2 separate regions of the Homo sapiens genome follow, and region 1 is linked to region 2. The links are chromatin loops, found by intact Hi-C in ENCODE. Cell type or tissue: IMR-90. All regions are shown on one strand. Each heading gives the region's core, and the rest is flanking DNA. Links, peaks and the distances in the headings are about the cores only.

What was found. Peaks named below come from ENCODE experiments on the same cell type or tissue, not always from the same donor. Only the 100,000 strongest peaks of a DNase experiment are listed, where the experiment ranks them.
Region 1: it touches region 2 in a loop (2.9-fold over the local background); 3 of 110 quality-filtered maps call a loop at or near these places.

What each region holds. Positions count from the first base shown.
Region 1 is chr2:49,236,957-49,248,442 of GRCh38, forward strand. No RefSeq gene overlaps it. Among named protein-coding and RNA genes, the nearest start is that of FSHR, 88 kb to the left of the region's middle. In IMR-90, for the core only: no CTCF peak of the experiment used is centred there; no DNase peak of the experiment used is centred there; H3K27ac peaks cover 565 bases.
Region 2 is chr2:48,940,582-48,952,067 of GRCh38, forward strand. No RefSeq gene overlaps it. Among named protein-coding and RNA genes, the nearest start is that of MIR548BA, 110 kb to the right of the region's middle. In IMR-90, for the core only: a CTCF peak has its summit at 6,077 (motif pointing right); no DNase peak of the experiment used is centred there.

The sequences.
Region 1 (11,486 bases), core at 3,128-8,127, 300 kb after region 2:
ATATTACTCACCCTTCCAGAACCATCTCTAATGTTAATCATGTCTAGATGCTTGCCAATCAGATGTAATTTAACTTTCTTCTAATCATGAGGAGGCTTGATAGTCACCTTTTTTATTGCTATTCACAAATTCTGTCTCATCCTATACTTATTGGTATACTTACTTTTCCTCTCTGTTAGAAAGCAGGCCCTTCAGAGGGCCTGAATTATACTTACATGTCACACCTGCACAGCCCTTTGTATCTAAGTTTTCTGGAAAATATTTACAAAACTGAGTTGAAGACTCAGAGTGTGCAATATAATTTTCAAAAATTCTATCATAGTAGCTAAAAGAAATTATGTTTTGATATTTAGAGAACATCTATATGATGATTTTTGCAGAGTTTTTACTTTCCTGTTTCTTTTCTATTTTCATGATGAAATGGTGAACTCTTTTTTCACTATTTTCTTCTCTGGGCCTAGCACATTGCTTGGCACAAAATCAAATACTAGATAACTTGTGGGTGAATAAAGAAAGATTCAGTACATAAAACATTACTATATTAAAAATTGAGTTAGCTAAGACTTAATTGCTTACAAGACCTCTATAGCTGGAAAAAGCATTTAATATATAAGAGTTTTTAGAGGTAACAGTGACTTCAGAATAAGAAAAATGAAAACTAAATTTAGAAGTAGGTGTTATATTTCATAAAATATTCTCATATATGTTATCTCAGTTGATTGTTGTTCTCATTGTCTGCAGTAAACAGATATTATCCCTACTTTACAGATGAAAAAACAATCACAGCAAAGTTAAGTGACTTGCATAAGGTCAAACAGCTGCTTAAAAACTTTCTCAGGTCTTAATTCCTGGTCCACAGCTCTGTATTCTACGTTATTACCTTTTTCTAAGTTCAAGACAAGGAACACCTTTAGGATCATCATTTTGCTTGTGTAATGTGTTATCTTGGCAGCAGCAGCTAGGTAAGTAGTGTAGCTGAAGAAGGCATACATGTACACACACACACACATACACACAAACATAATTATACAAGCGTCCTCCAGTCTGGGCCAAAATAGAATTAATCCTGTGTTCACTGCTGGTGAATGCTGAAATCTTCCATCTCAGTGTTGTGTTTAAGTCCATATACACACTCTGTAATTGAATGTCAGGAAATATGAAAATATATTGTTTTATTGCTACTGTTCATTGATTTATCGAAGTGATTTATTGACGATGGACATGCAGTACAACAAATCATTTTGCTGACACCATCAGCTGCCTTAACTAGGTTGTCAGCTCACGACATTAAAGGTAATGGATAGTGATTATTTTACAGTAATGGGTTTAATCAGCACTTTGAATGACTTAGCAGTCATGTCAGAGGAGAGCCAACTTATCATTTATCATGGCAGCATTTTGTTTACCAATATCATCTATAATTCATTTGATTGTTAACAATCATCAGCAAGTACCTCTCAGGCAAACTTATATCAGAGATGGAAATCTGCGCAGCTGCAGCATGCTAAGTTACCCCAAGGGGCTGCCTGAGCAGACACAGGTGGGGAGGCATGCTGTTACCCTGGCCCGAGAGAGGTGGTTTCCAGCAACTGGGCTTTTAATCTTCTCACAGTGGGTTGGATTCTTTATGTTTCCATCTCTTCAACCCCCTGATTCCATAGGATCTTCAGTAACCCAGAAAGGTTTCAGGTAAAAAATCTATGAAGGTAGGAAAATGAGAGGCACAAGATCTTGTGTTAAGCTTGAGTCAGCTTAACATAGCTAAATACATCATCTTGGCTCTGCTACTTGTCACAGTAGAAGCCTGAGCTGATCCACTACTGAAGTATCAGACATGTCTGGGGAGGTTTGATGACCCAATGGGACAGACATAGCAGGAGTCTATTTTCATAAAAGATTGTACAGCTTCCTACAGGAAAGCTCAACAAAATGCTAGGACATTCTTTTTGCCCTTTGAGCACCTGAAATTTATCTCTAGAGGGTAAAAAGCACATGCATACATCATTTTAAATATAATTTTAGTGATTTTGCAAGCTCTCTAAAGTCTAGCCCTAGGCAGTAAAATAAAGTAATTAGGAGCTTGGATTCTGGAGGAAAGCACACTTGAATAGAACATCTGCTTCGCCCATTGCCAGTTTTGAGACCTTGGGCAAGTGACTAAACACATTTCAGTTTCATTCATTCACAGCAATAATAATATTACCTTTGTCAAGGGTGCCTATGAATATTAAATGAATTAATGTTGGTGAAGTGCTTAATGTCATGCCTACACAGAATAAGTGCTCAAAGATTAGTTTTTATTATTGCTATTTTTTAACTTATGAATTCAGTCTTACAGCACCTGTCTTTACAGAAGAGAGAATCAGAAAGCCAAATTAAGGTGGAAACAAAGCCTTAGTTGTATGAATCCCTTATTGTGTTTTAGTCCTGTTTGTCTATTCATTTTCAGACACAATGCCAGCAAGAGACAGAGGGAGGAAAACAGGAGCCATAAATAAGAAGCTGAAAGAAAGAGCTGTTCTGCTAAATCTTGGTGGTGGGCTGCAATATAAGTTACACTATCTTGCTTTTCTCTATAACATAAGAAAGCACTACACGGCACATAGCTTTGGCATCTTAAAAGTCCCAGGGCATCAATGCGGGTAGAATGCCCAGGGGGAGATGACAATACCAATAGGAGGGGCAGCAATGCCTAACACAAGCAGCATGCTCAGCAGAAACAGCAGTGGGAACCACAAAAGCTATAGGACCTGGACGTGCCATGGACCCAGATGTATATAAAGCATGAATGAGTAATTCAAATAGCTGATTGAGAGAGGGAGAAGAGGAACAGAGGAACCATGCAGTGGCTAACAGGACCGTCTGACTTTAAGCATTAGTGGAATATCCCCTGAGGGCTTCCAGAAATTATTTTATTTGGGGGCAAGCATATGTCACCAGAGGCTGGAGACCTAAACTAAACTATCAGGGTAGGGATAAAAGCCAGAGAAGCACTGCTCTACAGTCATTAGCAACTTGTCTTTGGCAGAGCCATTTATCCTCTCTTGTCATCATTTTTTTTCTCCTCCGTAAACTGAGAGTATTAGTATTAGACAGGATGTGTAGACACCAGTGGGTAAGGGGTCGGTAGAAATACATCAGAATCCTCCTATAGTCTTTTTCAAAATACATATAGTTGTGGTCCTCAACAAATCTTATCAAATCCCTGGTCGGGGTTTGGTAGATGTTGGATGGGATGAAGTTGGGAGAGTTGCACTGGGGTGTGTGTTTGTGTGTGTGTGTACTGGGGTGATGGTATGTATATTTAAACTCCCTGTTATTCTCATTGATATTTCTACTTCTGATAACCGTAGATTAAACCATCTCTGATTTACTTTCAGTCCTGTGATTCTATACATTTTTGATATGTTAATTAAATTCTAATAGTTATATTTAGTTTCCTTTCATAGATCTTTTCTTAGTTCTTTGCCTGGTCCAACCATCCCTGGTCATGGAGTAAGCAAGCCCCTCTAAGTTAGGTACTATAGGAGAGACATTAGAAAAGGGGAGCACTCTCAAGTAGTTTAAGAAATGAGTACAAATATTATAATAATAACTTTCATTGATTGCAACGTGATAAACACTGTTCAAAGTGCTTTTAATGTATGAATTTATTTAATCTTCACAACATACTTATGAGGTAGGTTTGGTTATTATTCCTGCTTTATAGATGAAAAAAATTCAAGCACTAGGAAGTCAAACAATTTGCCCAATGTCAACCAGCTAGAGAGTGCTAAAGCCATTCTTTTAACTCAGGCATCTGATTCCGGGGACTGGGCTGTTAACCCTTTCTCTACAGGGCTTGAGAATGATTAACACATAAACAAACAGCTAGGGGAGAATGACTCACACAGTGCACTCCTCTCAGATGACAACTGGCACACAGGCGGGTAAGAAACCCTTTCTGAACCTCACTCATGTGGGTAACCGAAAGACTAATATTGTCCCTATTGGAATTGACAATTAAGATGTGCAGCCAACTTCTTTACTTGGCATGTTATGCAGTATATGCACAAATCATACTCTCTTTGGTGCTGAAGGGAGAAGGGAAGTGTGGAGACAGGCTGGCCTGGGAATCACAAAGGTGATATTCCAAACATTGGAGCCTGAAGCACTGAAGACAACTTTGCCTACTTCACAACGTAACTGGGGACAGGCTCTACTTTTGAACCTGACCAACTCCTTTTGGCCTGGATAAGCAGTCTTTTTTGTGAGATGGAGTCTTGCTCTGTCGCCCAGCCTGGAGTGTAGTGACACTATCTCCGCTCACTGCAAGCTCTGCCTCCCAGGTTCATGCCATTCTCCTGCCTCAGCCTCCCAAGTAGCTGGGACTACAGGTGCCCACCACCACACCCGGCTAATTTTTTGTATTTTTTAGTAGAGACAGGGTTCACTGTGTTAACCAGGATGGTCTCTATCTCCTGACCTCATGATCCGCCCGCCCTGACCCCCCAAAGTGCTGGGATTACAGGCATGAGCCACCACGCCCGGCCCAAGCAGTCTTTTATCTATACAAATCCCAGGGAAAGAGGATAATGTCCAGGAAAAGAGGGACTGTTGAGAATGGCCACCATGATGATGAGATTACAATCACATTCCTGTGGCATGATCAGGAATCAAACAGGCACTGACCCCTGAAGGAGTGGCATCTTATGAACCCTGGAATAGTGGCAGGGATTTTTAAAAAAAGAAAAGACTTAAATCCTGGTAGAAGAAAGTGATGATGCAGCTTGCCTAATAGCATGCACTTTATTAGCTAAACATTTCTTTCCACCTATTTCATCATCTGCAAAAAGCTAGGAAATATTCAGATTTAAACAACTGGTGTGAAAAAGAGAAACCAATAAAGGAAACTTTTATTGCTTTTGAAATAACCCCATTTACTTATACCTCCATAATGCAACAGTAGTTGTCTGTCTCCGCTCTGGCTCCAGGAAATATTAACTTGAAAGTCTTCTCTCTGCCAAAACCATCTTTTCTCATCTCCGGGTGATAAGCAGGATACTCAGGAAGGAGGTAGAGGAGAATAAGGGGTCTTCAAAATGAATTTGTACACAACAAGCAAAAGCTGCTAGTGCAGAGATATTTCCTCATTTACTAAAACTTCTTCCTGCCACATGCCCCTCACAGGACTCCAAAATGAGGATATGCCTGCTCAAATACCAGTACATTCCACTTGGAAGGAGAGTCCCTTGCCAAAAGTGATGTCACAGCTCAGAAGAAATGAGAAGTGCTCATAATCAGGAAGTATATACCACTTTCTCTCCTGCTGCAAGGGAAAGGATGGAAGCTGGGTGTATTAGTCCCTACTCATGATGCTAATAAAGACATACCCAAGACTGGGTAATTTATAAAGGAAAGAGGTTTATTGGTCTCACAGCTGGGGGTGCCTCACAATCATGGTGGAAGATGAAGGAAGAGCAAAAGCACTTCTTACATGGCAGCAGACAAGACAGCATGTGTACGGAAACTGCCCTTTATAAAACCATCAGGTCTCATGATACTTATACACTATCAGAAAACACCACGGGAAAAACCCACCCCCATGATTCAGTTACCTCCCACTGGATCCCTCCCATGACACATGTGGATTATGGGAGCTACAATTCAAGATGATATTTGGGTGGGGACACAGCCAAATCATATCACTGGGATTGCTCTTTTTCTCTGAAAATCCAAATGCTTGATTTATTAAAATTTGAAGAAATTTAAATAATCAAAGTTTTCTGCTCAAGTGCTAAACATGAAGCTCAGAGCTTTTGAGAGATTTCAAATATTCAATTAATCACTGTTTTATTGAGGGCCTGCACATACATAAGATAAGCCACAACATAACCAAATGATCAAACAGACTGTACAAAGAGGAGATATTAGTGTTGGCTAAACAAGCCTTTAGAACAAAGTGGGCCTTGAGGAAATGATTGACCACAAAAGGGGTGAGGACAATCAAGAAGACAAAAACTGCATCAGCAAAACTTTGAAGATGGAATATTATTGAAAAATGAGGTCATCCCCATGAGGATAACTTGATTTGGCTACAAGTGTGTGTATATAAATTACTGCCTAAAAGTATGTTAATATTACTGTAATTTTTGATGAATATCACATGAGTCATATCTAATTTTCAGTCCTTCAAAATTAACTGGATGGGTGCAATTTAGCAAAGTTGTGACAAAATAGTAATGGCAGTGTTGCAAATTTCCTTTCTAATGAATGAGGGCGTGACCAATGTCTCCATATGGTACTTTTGCTATCAAACGTGCATTGTTTAGACATTTTAACAATTGGACCATTCTACATTTTGGACAGGATATGTTAACAGACAACTTTTTCTGAACTAACTTTAAATGTTTAATAGAAACAATGCATCCTATATATGCTCATTGTAGATTTTTAAATTCAGATTTTAAAAATGAAGAAAAAAGGTTAGACGAATTGCTAACTAGAACAACCAGTGCAGAGAAGAACATAAATGACCTGATGGAGTTGAAAAACAGAGCATGAGAACTTCATGAAGCATACACAAGCTTCAATAGCCAAATCAATCATGCAGAAGAAAGGATATCAGTGATTGAAGATCAACTCAATGAAATAAAGTGAGAAGACAAGGTGAGAGAAAAAAGAGTGAAAAGAAATGAACAAAGCCTCCAAGAAATATGGGACTATGTGAAAAGACCAAATCTACATTTGACTGGTGTACCTGAAAGTGATGGGGAGAATGGAACCAAGTTGGAAAACACTCTTCAGGGTATTATCCAGGAGAACTTCCTCAACCAAGCAAGGCAAGCCAACATTCACATTCAGGAAATACAGAGAACACCACAAAGATATTCCTCAAGAAGAGCAACCTGAACATGCATAATCATCAGATTCACCAAGGCTGAAATGAAGGAAAAAATGTTAAGGGCAGCCAGAGAGAAAGGTCGATTGCCCACAAAGGGAAGCCCACCAGACTAAGAGTGGATCTCTCAGCAGAAACTCTAGAAGCAAGTAGAGAGTGGGAGCCCATATTCAACATTCTTAAAGAAAAGAATTTTCAACCTAGAATTTCACATCCAGCCATACTTAGCTTCATAAGTGAAGGAGAAATAAAATCCCTTACAGACAAGCAAATGCTGAGAGATTTTGTCACCACCGGGCCTGCTTTACAAGAGCTCCTGAAGGAAGCACTAAACATGGAAAGGAAAAACTGGTACCAGCCATCACAAAAACATGCCAAATTGTAAAGACTATTGATGCTATGAAGAAACTGCATAAACTAATGGGCAAAATAACCAGCTAGCATCATAATGATGGCATCAAATTAACACATAATAATATTAACCTTAAATGTAAATGGGCTAAATACCCCAATTAAAAGACAGAGACTGGCAAATAGCATGAAGAGTCAAGACCTAGCAGTGTGCTGTATTCAGAAGACCCATCTCACATGCAAAGAAACACATAGGCTCAAAATAAAGGGATGGAGGAAGACTTACCAAGCAAAAGGAAGGAAAAAAAAAAAAAAAAAAAGCAGGGGTTGCAATCCTAATCTCTGAAAAAACAGACTTTAAACCAACAAATATCAAAAGAGACAAAGAAGGCAATTACATAATGGTAAAGGGATCACTGCAATGAGAAGAGTTAACTATCCTAAATATATATGAACCCAATACAGGAGCACCCAGTTAGAGACCTACAAAGAGACTTAGACTCCCACACAATAATAGTGGGAGACTTTAACACCACACTGTCAATATTAGATCAAAGAGACAGAAAATAACAAGGATATCCAGGACTTGAACTCAGCTCTGGACCAAGCAGACCTAATAGAAGTCTACAGAACTCTCCACCCCAAATCAATAGAATATACATTTTTCTCAGCACCACATCACACTTATTACTAAAATTGACCAAATAATTGGAAGTAAAACACTCCTCAGCAACTGTAAAAGAACAGAAATCACAAAAAACTGTCTCTTAGACCACAGTGCAATCAAATTAGAACTCAGGATTAAGAAACTCACTCAAGACCGTACAGCTACACGGAAACTGAACAACCTGCTCCTGAATGACTACTGGGTAAATAACGAGAGGAAGGCAGAAATAAAGATGTTCTTTGAAACCACTGAGAACAAAGACACAACGTTCTTTGTGTCTGGGACACAAAGAATCTCTGGGCCACACTTAAAGCAGTGCATAAAGGGAAATTTATAGCACCAAATGCCCACAAGAGAAAGCAGGAAAGATCTAAAATCGACACCCTAATGTCACATTTAGAAGAAATAGAGAAACAAGAGCAAACAAATTCAAAAGCTAGCAGAAGATACGAAATAACTAAGATCACAGCAGAACTGAAGGAGATAGAGACACAAAAATCCCTTCAAAACATCAATGAGTCCAGGAGCTGGTTTTTTGAAAGATCAACAAAATAGACTGCTAGCAAGACTAATAAATGAGAAAAGAGAGAAAAGTCAAATAGACGCAATAAAAAATGGTAAAGGAGATACCACCACCCATCCCACAGAAATACAAACTACCATCAGAGAATACTGTAAACACCTCTACACAAATCAACTAGAAAATCTAGAAGAAATGGATAAATTCCTGGACACATACACCCTCCCAAGACTAAACCAGGAAGAAGTGGAATCTCTGAATAGACCAATAGCAGGTTCTGAAATCAAGGCAATAATTAATAGCCTACTGACTAAAAAAAGTTCAGGACCAGACAGATTCACAGCAGAATTCTACCAGAGGTACAAAGAGGAGCTGGTACCATTCCTTCTGAAACTATTCCAAACAATAGAAAAAGAGGAATCCTCCCTAACTCATTTTATGAGGCCAGCATCATCCTGATACCAAAACCTGGCAGAGACACACAAAAAAGAAAATTTTAGGCCAATATTCCTGATGAACATTGATGAGAAAATCCTCAGTAAAATAATGGCAAAACAAATCCAGCAGCACATCAAAAACCTTATCCACCATGATCAAGCGGGCTTCATCCCTGGGATGCAAGGCTGGTTCAACATATGCAAATCAATAAACATAATCCATCACATAAACAGAACCAATGAAAAAAGCCACACAATTATCTCAATAAATACAGAAAAGGCCTTCGACAAAATTCAACCACAGCCCTTCATGCTAAAACCTCTCAATAAACTAGGTATTGATGGAACATATCTCAAAATAGTAAGAGCTATTTATGACAAACACACAGCCAATATCATACTGAGTGGGCAAAAACTGGAAACATTCCCTTTGAAAACTGGCACAAGACAAGGATGGCCTCTCTCACCACTCCTATTCAACATAGTGTTGGAAGTTCTGTCCAGGCCAATCAGGCAAGAGAAAGAAAGAAAGGTATTCAATTAGGAAAAGAGGAAGTCAAATTGTCTCTGTTTGCAGATGGCATGATTGTATATTTAGAAAACCCCATTGTCTCAGCCCAATATCTCCTTAAGCTGATAAGCAACTTCAGCAAAGTCTCAGGATACAAAATCAGTGTGCAAAAATCACAAGCATTTATACACACCAATAACAGACAAACAAAGAGCCAAATCATGAGTGAACTCCCATTCACAATTGCTACAAAGATAATAAAATACCTAGGAATCCAACTTATAAGGGATGTGAAGGACCTCTTCAAGGAGAACTACAAACCACTGCTCAATGAAATAAAAGAGGACACAAGCAAATGGAAAAATATTCCATGCTCATGGATAGGAAGAATCAATATCTGGATAATGGCCATACTGCCCAAAGTAATTTATAGATTCAGTGCTTTCCCCATCAATCTACCACTGACTTTCTTGACAGAATTGGAAAACCCTACTTTAAAGTTCATATGGAACCAAAAAAGAGCCCGCATTGCCAAGACAATCCTAAGCAAAAAAGAACAAAGCTGGAGGAATCATGCTAGCTGACTGAATTCAAACTATACTACAAGGCTACAGTAACCAAACAGCATGGTACCGGTACCAAAACAGATATATAGACTGATGGAACAGAACAGAGGCCTCAGAAATAACACCACAGATCTACAACCATCTGATCTTTGACAAACCTGACAAAATAAAAAATGGGGAAAGGATTCCCTATTTAATAAATGGTGCTGGCAAAACTGGCTAGCCATATGTAGAAAGCTGAAACTGGATCCCTTCTTTACACCTTATCCAAAAATTGACTTCAGATGGATTAAAGACTTAAATATAAGACTAAAACCATAAAAACCCTAGAAGAAAACCTAGGCAATACCATTCAGGACATAGGCATGGGCAAAGACTTCATGACGGAAACACCAAACAATGGCAACAAAAGCCAAAATAGACATGGGATCTAATTAAACTAAAGAGCTTCTGCACAGCAAAAGAAACTATCAGCAGAGTGAACAGGCAACCTACAGATTGGGAAAAAAGTTTTGCAATCTATCCATCTGACAAAGGGCTAATATCCGTAATCTACAAGGAACTTAAACAAAATTAGAAGGAAAAAACAACCCCATAAAAAAATGGGTGAAGGATATGAACAGACACTTCTCAAAAGAAGACATTTATGCAGCCAATGAACTTACGAAAAAATGCTCATCATCACTGTTCATTAGAGGAATGCAAATCAAAACCACAGTGAGATACTATCTCATGCCAGTTAGAATGGTGATCATTAAAAATCAGGAAACAACCGATGCTGGAGAGCATGTGGAGAAATAGGAATTCTTTTACACAGTTGGTGGGAGTGTAAAGTAGTTCAACTATTGTGGAAGACAGTGTGGCGATTCCTCAAGGATCTTGAACTAGAAATACCATTTGACCCAGCAATCCCATTACTGGGTATAAACCCAAAGGATTATAAATCATTCTACTATAAAGACACATGCACATGTATGTTTATTGCAGCACTGTGCACAATAGCAAAGACTTGGAATCAACCCAAATGCCCATCAGTGATAGATTGGATAAAGAAAACGTGGCATATATACACCATGGAATACTATGCAGCCATAAAAAGGATGAGTTCATGTCTTTTGCAGGGACGTGGATGAAGCTGGAAACCATCATTCTCAGCAGAGTAACACAAGAAGAGAAAACCAAACACTGCATGTTCTCACTCATAAGTGGGAGTTGAACAATGAGAACACATGGACACAGGGAGGGGAACATCACACACTGGGGCCTGTTGGCAGGTGGGGGCCTGGGGGAGGGATAACATTCGGAGAAATACCGAATGTAAATGACGAGTTTATGGGTGCAGCAAAGCAACATGACACATGTATACCTACATAACAAACCTGCACACTGGGGTATGCACATGTACCCCAAAACTTAAAGTATAATAAAAAGAAATAAAACATTTGTAACCTCTTTCCCCTCTCAAAGATAATATTTTTGTGTATTTCTTTCAGACTGTATGCGTGAGAATGTATGTGTGTTATGATATGAATATAAAGGGCATGCAATTTGTGG
Region 2 (11,486 bases), core at 3,908-8,907:
GCTATTTGATTATAATCAGTGACTCCTGGGAACCAGACATTCTGAACTCATGCTCTAAAAGCATCTTTGCCTCCCAAGACAGGAGGCTCTCTCCACCTTGGTAGTGTGAGGCAGAGTTGCGCGTCATGGGTTTGCTTGCAGTATTAAAAATGAAATGGGCTGTGTGGAGCATGCAGCAAAATGCTTCCGCTTCTTTGTATTATCTCAGCCCCTGGGCTATTCTTTAAGCCCAGACCTTGTCTCTAGGGAGCAACACAGGCATATTACAACACTGTTGTGAGCTTGGCAGCTGTTCAAATGTAGAACCCTCCTCCTCTTCTTTCCCTTGCACACCCTCCCCCTACTTTTGCTATGAAGAGTTCTCAAGGATGGGCTTTCTTTCAGTAGAGAGAATCATAGAATAACAGCAAGTGAGAATGGAAAAGCACGTTCATGAGCATATAGTTCAACTCTCACAATTTACATGTGCTTCAGAAGGGGCTCAGAGAAGTGAATGATTTCCCCAAGGCCACACAGCCAGGTTGCAGCAGAGCAAGGTCTAGGATTGAGTCTCCTGATTCCTAGTTCAGCATTGGGAAGGAAAAGAATGTGGAAGAGGGAGTCTTGTACCACATCACCAGCTACTTCTTTACTCTGAGTTCCACTCACTTGGGCCCTGCTAACCTATCTTGTTTTCAGCTGACTGTTAACTACCTAATCCCTGGCTAAAGCATGTCACCAACTCAAATAGCAGCTGGCGATGTTACATCTCTCAAAGAAGATTTTGTTATAATAGCAGAGGCTGGGGCATAAGATCGATGCACTGATGCTAAGGAACAAGGGAGGCCTTTTAGTTTGTCCTTCCTGTTTGCAGTATCTTTCTCTCCTCCCGGCTCAAATCAAGATCTTTGAATGAGAAGACCTACCTCTTCTCCATCACATACACACACAGATATCACCCCCACTGATAGCTTAGGAAGCTTCTTGTAACTCTAGGATAGGCTCTGTTTCCCAGTGAATGATCCACCCCCTCCCCGAATAGCTAGAGTCAGTTTTAACTGACTCATGTCACGTTTAAACTTCAACCCACGTGACTTTTTCCTTCTCTGGACTTCCATTTCATTAGAGAATGGATCAGTGACTGAATCAGCAAATTTGGGTGATTCCCAGTGTCCTATGCTGTTAAAACATTAAGCTGATGATGACACTCCTCTGCTTAAAATGCTCCAAAAGCTTTCCATTTTCACCAGAATAAAAGGCAAATTCCTTCCCTTGGCCTCAAGGCCCTGCATGCTGGGCCTTGCTCACCTCTCCATTTTCCCCTTATGCCCACTCCCCTTTGCAATGCATCTTTTCAGGAACTGAAAGCAGTTTCTCATCTCAGACTTTGCACATGCTCTTCCTTTGCCTAGAACACCACTCCCTGGCTTTTCAATGGACTAATGTCACATCGTGAGAGAAGCCTACTCCAGATCCAAAATTAGCTTCATTAGGCTACATGACACATGCTCTTTTTGTGCCACTTATCACATATGCTTGTTTGTGTTTTTGCTGATTTAACATTTTTCTCCCTACATAGACTTCTGCTCCATGAGGAGAAGGGCCACATCTTATTACTAAATACCTAGGCCTACTATTATGCCTGGCCAATCAATCTTAGATATATTTTTCTAATTGTCTCATCTCTGCCCCTTGCAATTTTTAATTTTCCCCAATCAGTTTGCAAACTCTTTGTGTTTAAGGGACCAAGATTTCTACTTCTTGTCTTTTTACCACAGTACCTAGTACAGGGCTTATTCAATAATTGTGCCTACAGCTTGAGGAGAAATAGAGAAATACGCACCCCCCCAACCCCCAACAAAAAAAGTAGACATTTCCTGACAATTAGGTACAGAGACACGTGGGGCAAGTAAATTCATTCTCAGTAGAAATGAGTTCATAAGACCTATATAATGTACTCCCAAAGCCAAGATTTGGTAATAATGTAGTCCCCAAATACCTGAAAGTTGTGTTTAAAAATGCAGGTAAGGCTGTAACTGAAAAAACAAAACAAAATCCAAATACTGTTTTTACTATATAGAAAAGGGACCTTGAGGATCACAGCTCAGTGAGAAGATGTTCCTCTAATTTTGTAGTTATTCCATGTAGAATGTAATATAATTTTTTTTGAAAAACTTTAATTTTTAGAGCCCTTTTAGATTCACAGCAAAATTAAGCAGAAAACTTAGGGCAGTATCATATACTCTCTGCCCCACACACCCACAGCCTCCCCACTGCACCCACAGCTTCCCCCACCAGAGTGGCACATGTGTCACAGTCAGTGGAGCTACATTGACATGTCATTATCACCCAAGCCCATAGTTTACATTAGGGTTCCCTCTTGACGTACATTCTATGGGTCTGGACAAATGGACGTGTCCACCATTATGGTATCATGTGGAGTAGTTTCGCCGTCCCTAGAATCCTCTGTGCTCTTCCCTCCATCTCTCCATCCCTAACCCCTGGCAACTGTTGATCTTTTTACTGTCTCCATAGATTTGCCTTTTCCAGAATGTCATATAGTTAAAATCATGTGATATGTAGTCTTTTAAGATAAGCGTCTTTTGCTTAGTAATATGCATTTAAGTATCTTCTGTTGATATAATTTTTTGAAGCTATAAGATTATCTAACCCAGCATTTCTTAAATGTGTGTTTCATTGGAAGGTCACTGAGCCTCTAGGTGAAAAAGTGATTGACGGCCAATTAGGTTGGAAAACCTGACTACCCTTTCCTCCTTTGGGAGGGCCAAGTTCACGTTGGCATTATTAGCATCATTTAACCCACGGTTTGCCTCAGAGACTGTTCCAGAAAGAACTATTGATCACTTGCTACAGGACATGGTCCACGAAGCCCTTATCTAACCCAGTGCCTTATTTTTTATCCCCTTTTCTGTTTTGATTCCTGCCCAGACAGTGGCTCCCTTACATTATCTTTGACTATCCTGGTGGAAATAGTACCAGAAAGTACTTCATAAAGCGGTATTTTAGCAGTACCACATGTTCTGTGCCAAATTTATCTGTCCAAATGTTGCTGTGGTAACAACACAAACAGCCAAATACTAGATAACACAAACTGGCAGGGAGAACAAAAATTCCTTTTAATAAATTCATGGTTGCCTTAGACAAACCAAGCACATTCACGGTATGTTAATTTAAGGTTGTGTAGGAATTGTGAAGTGGTTAAAGACAGACTCACAAGTCTGAAAGTTTACCACTGACTGATGCTACTGGAATAGATTCATGCATATGTCTATTCATATTGCATGGTTGTTGGTCATTTGAGTACGTGTCAAACAAGCTAACACCGGAAACTGGCCAATATCTGCTAATTTTGTGCAAGTCTGATACCATATTGATATTTCTGCTCAAGTTTGGTAGCTGGTCCATTCCTCCTCTGTCGTCTGAAGTAGGAGCTCTTATCATGTCATCTATTAGCAGTTGCCCCAGTGGAAAATGTTCTGCTGTTCCATGCTCTGAGTACATCCTCTTCCTTCTGTCTGTGACATTCTTCTTCCTCTTGACTGAAAAACATTCATCCTTCAAGGCCCAACCTAGGTGTCTCTTTTTGGTGAACATTTGTGGGACTCCACCCTACCGTCTTCCACAGAACCTTCTGTGTAGAACCTTGTCTGATTTGTAATTATAGCTTTCATCTTTCTCATTGTTTCACAATTTCTTGTCATGCTAGAATGCAAATTTCTTAAGGATAATTACAACATCATATTTCTCTACCCCAGAAATCAGCCCCATCCCTGGCGCATAGTAGACATTTTATAAACATTTGTTCAGTGAATGAATGAAAGAATGGATAAATCAATCACTCAAGTATATAAGTCCTTAAAATCAGCAATTAATGTTGGGACTATGAAAAAACACAAGTCTTGTTGATTGCTTTTTAGGCTCAATAAGCATCAATTTGATGAGCTAATCCTTTCAAGTATAATACCCATAATTTAGATTTTTAGGTTTCCAACGAAATGATCGAAACAGGCACACACAACTAATTCTCCTCCTAGTAACAAAAGCTTGTTGTTTCACAGTCTTAGCTACAGCAAGGCATAAGTACACTTTTTTTTTTTTTTTTGGCTAATTAACTCCGTCTTCCCTCAAATGTTTAGGAGTTGTTTCTTAACATATAAAAATGACTTTATAAAGTTAAGCAAGAGTTGAGGTTTAGGGAAACAATATAGGCATTTGCTTTTCCTCTTTTTTACCATTAGCTATGTAAAATGTCTCTCAAATTTTCTGGGTTTCATTACAGTTCACTTTAGTGCAGAATACGGCATGAGATGGTAATAGAGCATCTTGTTCTGTTGAATAAAAGAGTTGAGGGAGAGAATGTTGAAGTTTTCCTGTATGCCTTTCTTTGCTCCTCCTTTGTTTTTTCTTTCCCTACAATAACACATAAGGCCCATCAGAGGAAGGCTGTTGTCTTGTTTGGTTCCTGCTATATTCCCAATACCTAGTCAGTGTCTGGTATATGGTCATTTCTTCAAAAATATGCTTAGAACAAATATGTGCTGACAGATGTGGTCAGAGTAGGAGAGAATAAGAACATGAATCACAGTAGTGACCCTGGAGAGAAATGGAAAACTGGGATGATGAGCAATCAGTGCAGATGTAGTGCTGACTGCCCTGGGAACTGATTAGATAGAGGGCACTGGGAAAGGAAGGAGTTAAAGTAACAGCGAAGTGTGGAGCCTGATGGATTGAAATGATGAGCAAAGAGAAATGAAGTTGGGAGCAAAGCTGTGATCTCTGATTTGGGTACGTTGAGTTTGAAGTTCCGGTGGGAGATAGCCACAAGACAATTAAAAAAGTGAAACTAGGTCCGGCGCGGTGGCTCACGCCTGTAATCCCAGCATTTTGGGAGGCCGAGGCGGGCAGATCATGAGTTCAAGAGATAGAGACCATCCTGGCCAACATGGTGAAACCTTGTCTCTACTAAAAATACAAAAATTAGCTGGGCGTAGTGGTGCACCTGTAGTCTCAGCTACTTGGGAGACTGAGGCAGGAGAATCGCTTGAACCCGAGAGGTGGAGGTTGCAGTGAGCCTAGATCCCGCCATTGTACTCCAGCCTGGTGACAGAGCGAGATTCCGTCTCAAAAAAAAAAAAAAAAGTTAAACTAGAGCTTAGAGTAGACGTCAGGAATGGATATACGGATACTATAGTCAAAATCATAAATGTGATAGATTGTGAAAATAAAGACAAAAAAAGACAGGGAGCCCCAGGTTATATCCTTGGAGGATACATACATTGTTGGGAGGCATGGGGAGACTAAAAACTAGAAGCATTATCAGAGGTGTGCAGGTCTAAGAATTAAAAATGGGAGAGGCTTTTAGGATGAGTACTTTGTCAACGGTGTTAAGGGCGGCAGAGAAGCTCATGGTGATTGTGTTAAAAAATGATTATAGAGTTTTGTGTTTAAAATATGTATATTTGTTTACTATGATGGTAGCAGGTTCCATAAAATAATGAGTAGTGGGCAGAATCTAGATTGCTAAAGGACCGTTCAATGCTTATCTAAGATACTTCATATTATTTTTTGTAGCTTATAATAGATGTTCAAGAAATACTTGTTTGGGAGTGAAATCAACATTCACATTCTTTTTAGAAGCAGCTATTTTTGTTTGGAGAGTACTTTCTGATACTGCCTCTGGAACAACTTTAATGAAAGTAGAGTCCAGCACTTACCTGAAGTTGTGATTATCTACAACCATCTGCAATGTGGTTCATCTCTAGTTTTCACTTGGAGCCTCACTGGATGTCAAGCTGCAGGCTGCTAAGAGCAATCAGCTGGGCAGGTAGAAAATTATGTGTATGTGAGTCTAAGTATATTTATATTGACCTGGTAGATGCCTAAATCTCAAAAGAATTTTAAAATTATGTCATGTTTTATGTAATGGAAAATTATCAATTTTATTTGTAAATTATTTCTGGAAGTTTGCTGAAAATAACATAAGCAGTGGCTTAGCCCATAGGCTTGGGGTTAGATGTGGGGGGTGCAGAGAAGAATCTGATTTACTGTGTAGCCTGTAGTTACTTGATTTCACCACTAGATGGTGATCTTGTATTAGCCTGGCAAGCTGCCCACTAACAAAGGGTGGCATACAGTCGACTGCAGGTGGTTGAAACCTATTACATTGACATAGAGAAGCTTTTTTGGTGTTGTGAAATGGTTGATACTTGAAGTAATAAAAATTAGGGAATGTTAGTGTCCTTCTGACTATACAGACTATGATGAACTGAGAACACTTGAGTACCTGGTTAGAAACCTACAGTGGGGGAAATGGGGAGAATACTGTCTTAGGAAGCACAAAATCTGCATTCTAGTTCACCTGTTGCTGCTTGTAGCATATTTGGGAAGTCATTTTCCTTCCAAGGGCTTCAGCTACTTCACCTGTAAAATGGGAGATGATGATATCTACCTTGTCAGCGGCTGTGCCAGTTTTCCCCAAGACCTTTTCCTGTTCTTTTAGTGGTGGGGAAAAAGAGGTGGAGGTGTAGTGTGTCTACAGTAGGAGAAGAAAGAAGGCACTGAGGAATCTTGGTTGGTCTTGGTCTACTTTTTTTCTAATTTTAACTTTCTTCCTTGGTCACGTGGATGGAGTCTTAGTAAAAGATCTTTCTCTCACTGGGAGAACCGGGAGTGAGAGTCTTTGCTACAGACTGAGAGTAGAGAAAGGAATAGAGGAAAAAACTGAAAGGGAAAATGTTCTATAAAGGCATTGTGGGGTGTGTGTGTGTCTGCATGTGTGTCTAGAGCCACAGAAAGGTGAAGTAGAAGATGTTCATTGTTGGGAATTCCATTATTATTATTGATTAGTTGAACCCCCTTAGTTGTCACTGAAGCCTCATAAAAAGCCATGATGATGGTCTTGTGTTCCAATTTTACAGTTGAGGGACATAAGGAGGGCTTATGATACATCTTTATTCAATGTTAAGGCCTTATTTTCAATCTGAGAGTCAATATAATAAATAATGGCAGTGGGTTTTATTTCATGCTTAATCAAAGGGCCTTGTATGAGGGACATCTTAGCCAGTTATGCAGAAATAAATTATTTGGCTTATAAATTGATACTATTTTACTAGGAGAAAATAATGTCCTTAGTGGGGTAAATTTCTTGGAGGCTCAAGTTATAACTGTTTTTCTCAGTTTTTCACAGGATGCTTTTCAAATGATAAATAGCCTTTGGCAGAGAAAAGGAATTTGATTCTGTCCTCTCTAATCCAGAAATTCCATAATGGAGCCACAGAAAGCGTCTTGCTCGGTTTCAGAGTAATTAGTGATTACCCAGAATTACTTGAAGGAACTGGATTGTATCCTTTCTGATAGGAGAAGCCATGAAAGACTTTATCCTAACCATTCTATATCTTCTTATTAGAATAGAATAGAATCAAAATAGATGAAGATTTGATCTTTCCTGGAAGGAAAGGAACAGCTAAAGAGAGACGGGAGTTTGAAAGCATATGCTGAGAGAAAAAAATGAATTAAATTATGGCAGGAACTGTACCCTATAGAGGATATGGTTTTGTGACTGTCTATTCACTCCTCTCATGAGTTTCTGCCTTTGAGAAATTTTCGTTGTTTTGTTTGTTTTGAGATAGGGTCTCACTTTGTTACTCGGGCTAGAAATAGACTACAGTGGCATGATCATAGCCCACTGTAACCTTGAACTCCTGAGCTCAGGTGATACTCCTCCTGCCTCAGTCTCCCAAGTAGCTGGGAATACAGACATGTACCACAACAACCAGCTAATTAAACATTTTTTTAAAAAAGACAGGGTCTTCCTATGTTGCCCAGGCTGGTCTTGAATTCCTGGCCTCAAGCAATCCTCTCTCCTCGGCCTCCCAAAGTGCTGGGATTATAGGCATGAACCACTGTGCCTGCCCTGAGAAATGGCTAAAAGTAGTCAAATATTCTCTCTAAAGTACTCCTGGTGAACTTTGATCAAACTCAATTGATTCTGAAACTCTCTCTTTGGTTTGACGATGGTCAGGAAAGCTGTGTAGGCTGAGTTCAGCTAGAACATACTTAGCTCTGTACTTAGCCAAGATAAACTTTTTAAAATAAATTGTAAGAGATAGGGTATTAATGACAAAGTTTTTGTTATGTAGCCTTACTATTTTTGGAGTCCCACATGGCTCAAGTCTTTGCAAATTGTTGGTTTTCTTTTCTGAACCCAACAATGGAGAACAGCAGCAGGGAAAACGCTGGCAGATCTCAACCATTTTTATTAGCTAACATGAAAATGTGAGAACTCTTAGGAAGATGAATGTGTTTGGCTGCCAGGCTGGGAGAAACGACAGCCTGGAGAGGAGGAAAGCCAGAGACATCCGGGTGGCAGAAAGCTTTCTAGTGTTTCCTTTCTTTTCCCCACAGTACTCTGGGTGACCGGTTGCCTAGATCTATGGGCAGGAAAGCAACAGAATCAGGCAGAAGTGGCAGGGTAACATCAGGGCAGCTCTGGAGTCAAAATGTGAAGCTAGTAGTGACAACACCTGGATGTCCCCTGAGCATTCTTGCCTTCTCCTTCCACCAAGTGGAGTAGGAAATTACACAGGCTTTTTGTTCTTAAGAACACGCCTGGTGATGAGAGGCCAGAGAGTGTTTGGTGGAGTGGTGGTGGGGTTTGGAGGATGGCTGAATTCATGTTGCAACCTTTGAGACTTTCTGCCTTGAAGACCATCCTCCTCCAACTCACATAGAGAAAAGGGCAAGGCCTAAGTGTTTACCCCTCTCCCACATAGACATCATTTGCAAAAGCAGTCAATAGTCTAAAGAAATAAAAGATGAGCTTACGAGGAAAAATGGTAAGATGTGAATAGTAAGAGTTCCGTGAAAGTAATTTAACAAAATAAATAAGCTAAACCAGAGGAAACAGAATGGACAATAATTTAAAAAAAAGAAGGTGTAGTAATTATCCTTAGAAACATAAAGGAGACTCTTGAAACAAACAGGGAGAAGAAAATATGAAGAACAAATTGGAGATATTGAGGGTCTAAACATAATTGCTGAGATTGCTCAATAGATGGGCCACATATCAGAATGCATACAGCAAAATAATATATCAGTAGACTGAAATATTGAGGCCGGGAACTTCCTCAGAAGACATTGGAAAAGGATAAAGAGATAGAAAGAATGCAAGTCAACAAATATGGAGGACTGAAGTTGAAGTGTAAGTATCCTTCCAAGAGCATCGTGTAGGAAGAAAAATAGACCTCAAATGGAAAGGACACAGAGTGCTGAACAGGAGAGGTGACCTCCTCACATAGAAATGTTCTACAGTAACATTAAAGAATATTAAAAATAGAACATTCTAAAAGGCTTCAAGATAAAAAGCATATTACCCAAAAGGAACATGAAAATTAGATTACAATCATAGTTTTCAGCAGCTACATTAGATGTGGGAAAGCAATGAGTTAATATCTTCAAAGTGTTGAAGAAGAAAAGAAGACAGTAAAACTAAAATTTCATGATGGGCCAAATTATTACTATAATGTGAAATTGAAATACACATAATTACTATCATTTTGAAAGAACTCCTGGAGTTAAGTGAATTAAGTGAATTTTGGATGAAGCAATTAAATCCAATTAAATCCAAAAGGATGCAATGACTCCAGGAGGAAAGGTGAATAAATAATGAACAAACACAGAATGCACATTATTTTGAGTACACAAAGATTTATTTTTAAAAATTAACCATGAAATTATCCCACAAAAGATTTATCATTGAATCCAAAAAGTCAGCCTCAGACCCGTTTTTCAACTATAAGGAAACAGTTCAACAATCAGAAATAATTAAAAGCAACTTATATATTTATTGGCATTTCTTAAAGAATGGTGCAATGGTCATTCTCATATGTGTCTTCTTGTGCATAAGACTAAGTCTTCCTTGGGGCATATTCCCAGAAGTGAATATTCTAAGTCTTCCTTGGGGCATATTTGGCCAGAGTGCAGTGGTGCGATCTCGGCTCACTGCAACCTTGCAACCTCCACCTCTTGGGTTCAAGCAATTCTTCTGCCTCAGCCTCCCGAGTAGCTGGGATTACAGGCACACACCACCACACCCAGGTAATTTTTGTATTTTTAGTAGAGATGGGGTTTCACCATGTTGGCCAGGATGGTCTTGACCTCTTGACCTTTTGATCTGCCCACCTTGGCCTCCCAAAGTGCTGGGATTACAGGCATGAGCCGCCACCGTGCCCAGCCGATAAGCGCATTTTTACTATAGCCAAATTGATCTCTAAAGTTCTATAAATCCCTACCCATGAAGTAAAGTTTGGAATTTCATTGAATTGTATTGAATTTATACATTCATTTGGGAATGAATTGATACATTTGTAGTATTGAAAATTCACATTGATGAACGTAATTTATCTCCTCGTTTACTTAGGCCTTCTCTCAATAAGTTTTACGTTTTCTTGTGAAAGTCTTGTCCTTATTGTATGTACTCTTGGGTACCTTACAGTTATTGCTATTGTGAGGATTTTTTTCCCTTTTTCTACTATATTTTCTAATTGTTACTAAAGGAACACAGTTAGATTTCTTTTGTGGACTTAAAATAAGTTGAGGTATAATTTACATACAACAAAATGCATAGATATTAAGTGTTCATTTGATCGGTTTGATAATTCTTTACATCTGTGTAACTGCCACACAAAACATAGACTATTTCCGTTATTATAGACAGTGCTCCTTTTCAGTCAACCCTCTATCCCTGAGATGACTGCTTTTGGACTTATATCATTGTGCATCAGTTTTTCCTGTTCTTGAACTTTATATATATGGAAAAATACAGTATTTACTCTTTGGCTCTGCCTTCATTCACTTAATATAGTGTTTTTGAGATTGAGTCATCATTATGTGCTGTATATCAGTAATTTATTCATTTTTTATGGCCGAGCAGTATTCCATGGTACAAATATACCACAATTTATTTATCTATTCACCTTTTGATGGACATTTGGGTGCTTTTCCAGTTTTTGGTTTTTATGAATAAGGCTGCTGTATACCTTTTTGTTATGTACATTCAAAATTTCTCTTGTGTAAGTAACTAGAAGAGGAGCTGCTGGGTCCTAAAGTAGATGTGTTTGCCCTCCCTTATTTGTTGGGTTATCTTTCTATTGTTTATTTGCAGGAGTTCTTTATGTATTCTGGATATGAGTCCTGGGTTAGAGGTGTCTTAAGTGTTTTTTCACAGGTTTGCCCTGCCTTTTCATTTTCTTAATGTGTCTTTTGATGAACAGAAATGTTTAAACTTGATCAAGCCCAATTTATCAATTTTTTATATATTAATGCTTTTTGAGTTCTGACTAGGAAATCTTGGCTTGCTATAAACTTGTAAAGACAGTTTTACAGAAAAGTTTTATAGTTTTAGCTTTCAGAAGCTAAAAGATCTATTTCTATCTTTATTGTGTTTTCATTCAGTCATTGCCATTTCATTTTTAGCATATATTCCTAAC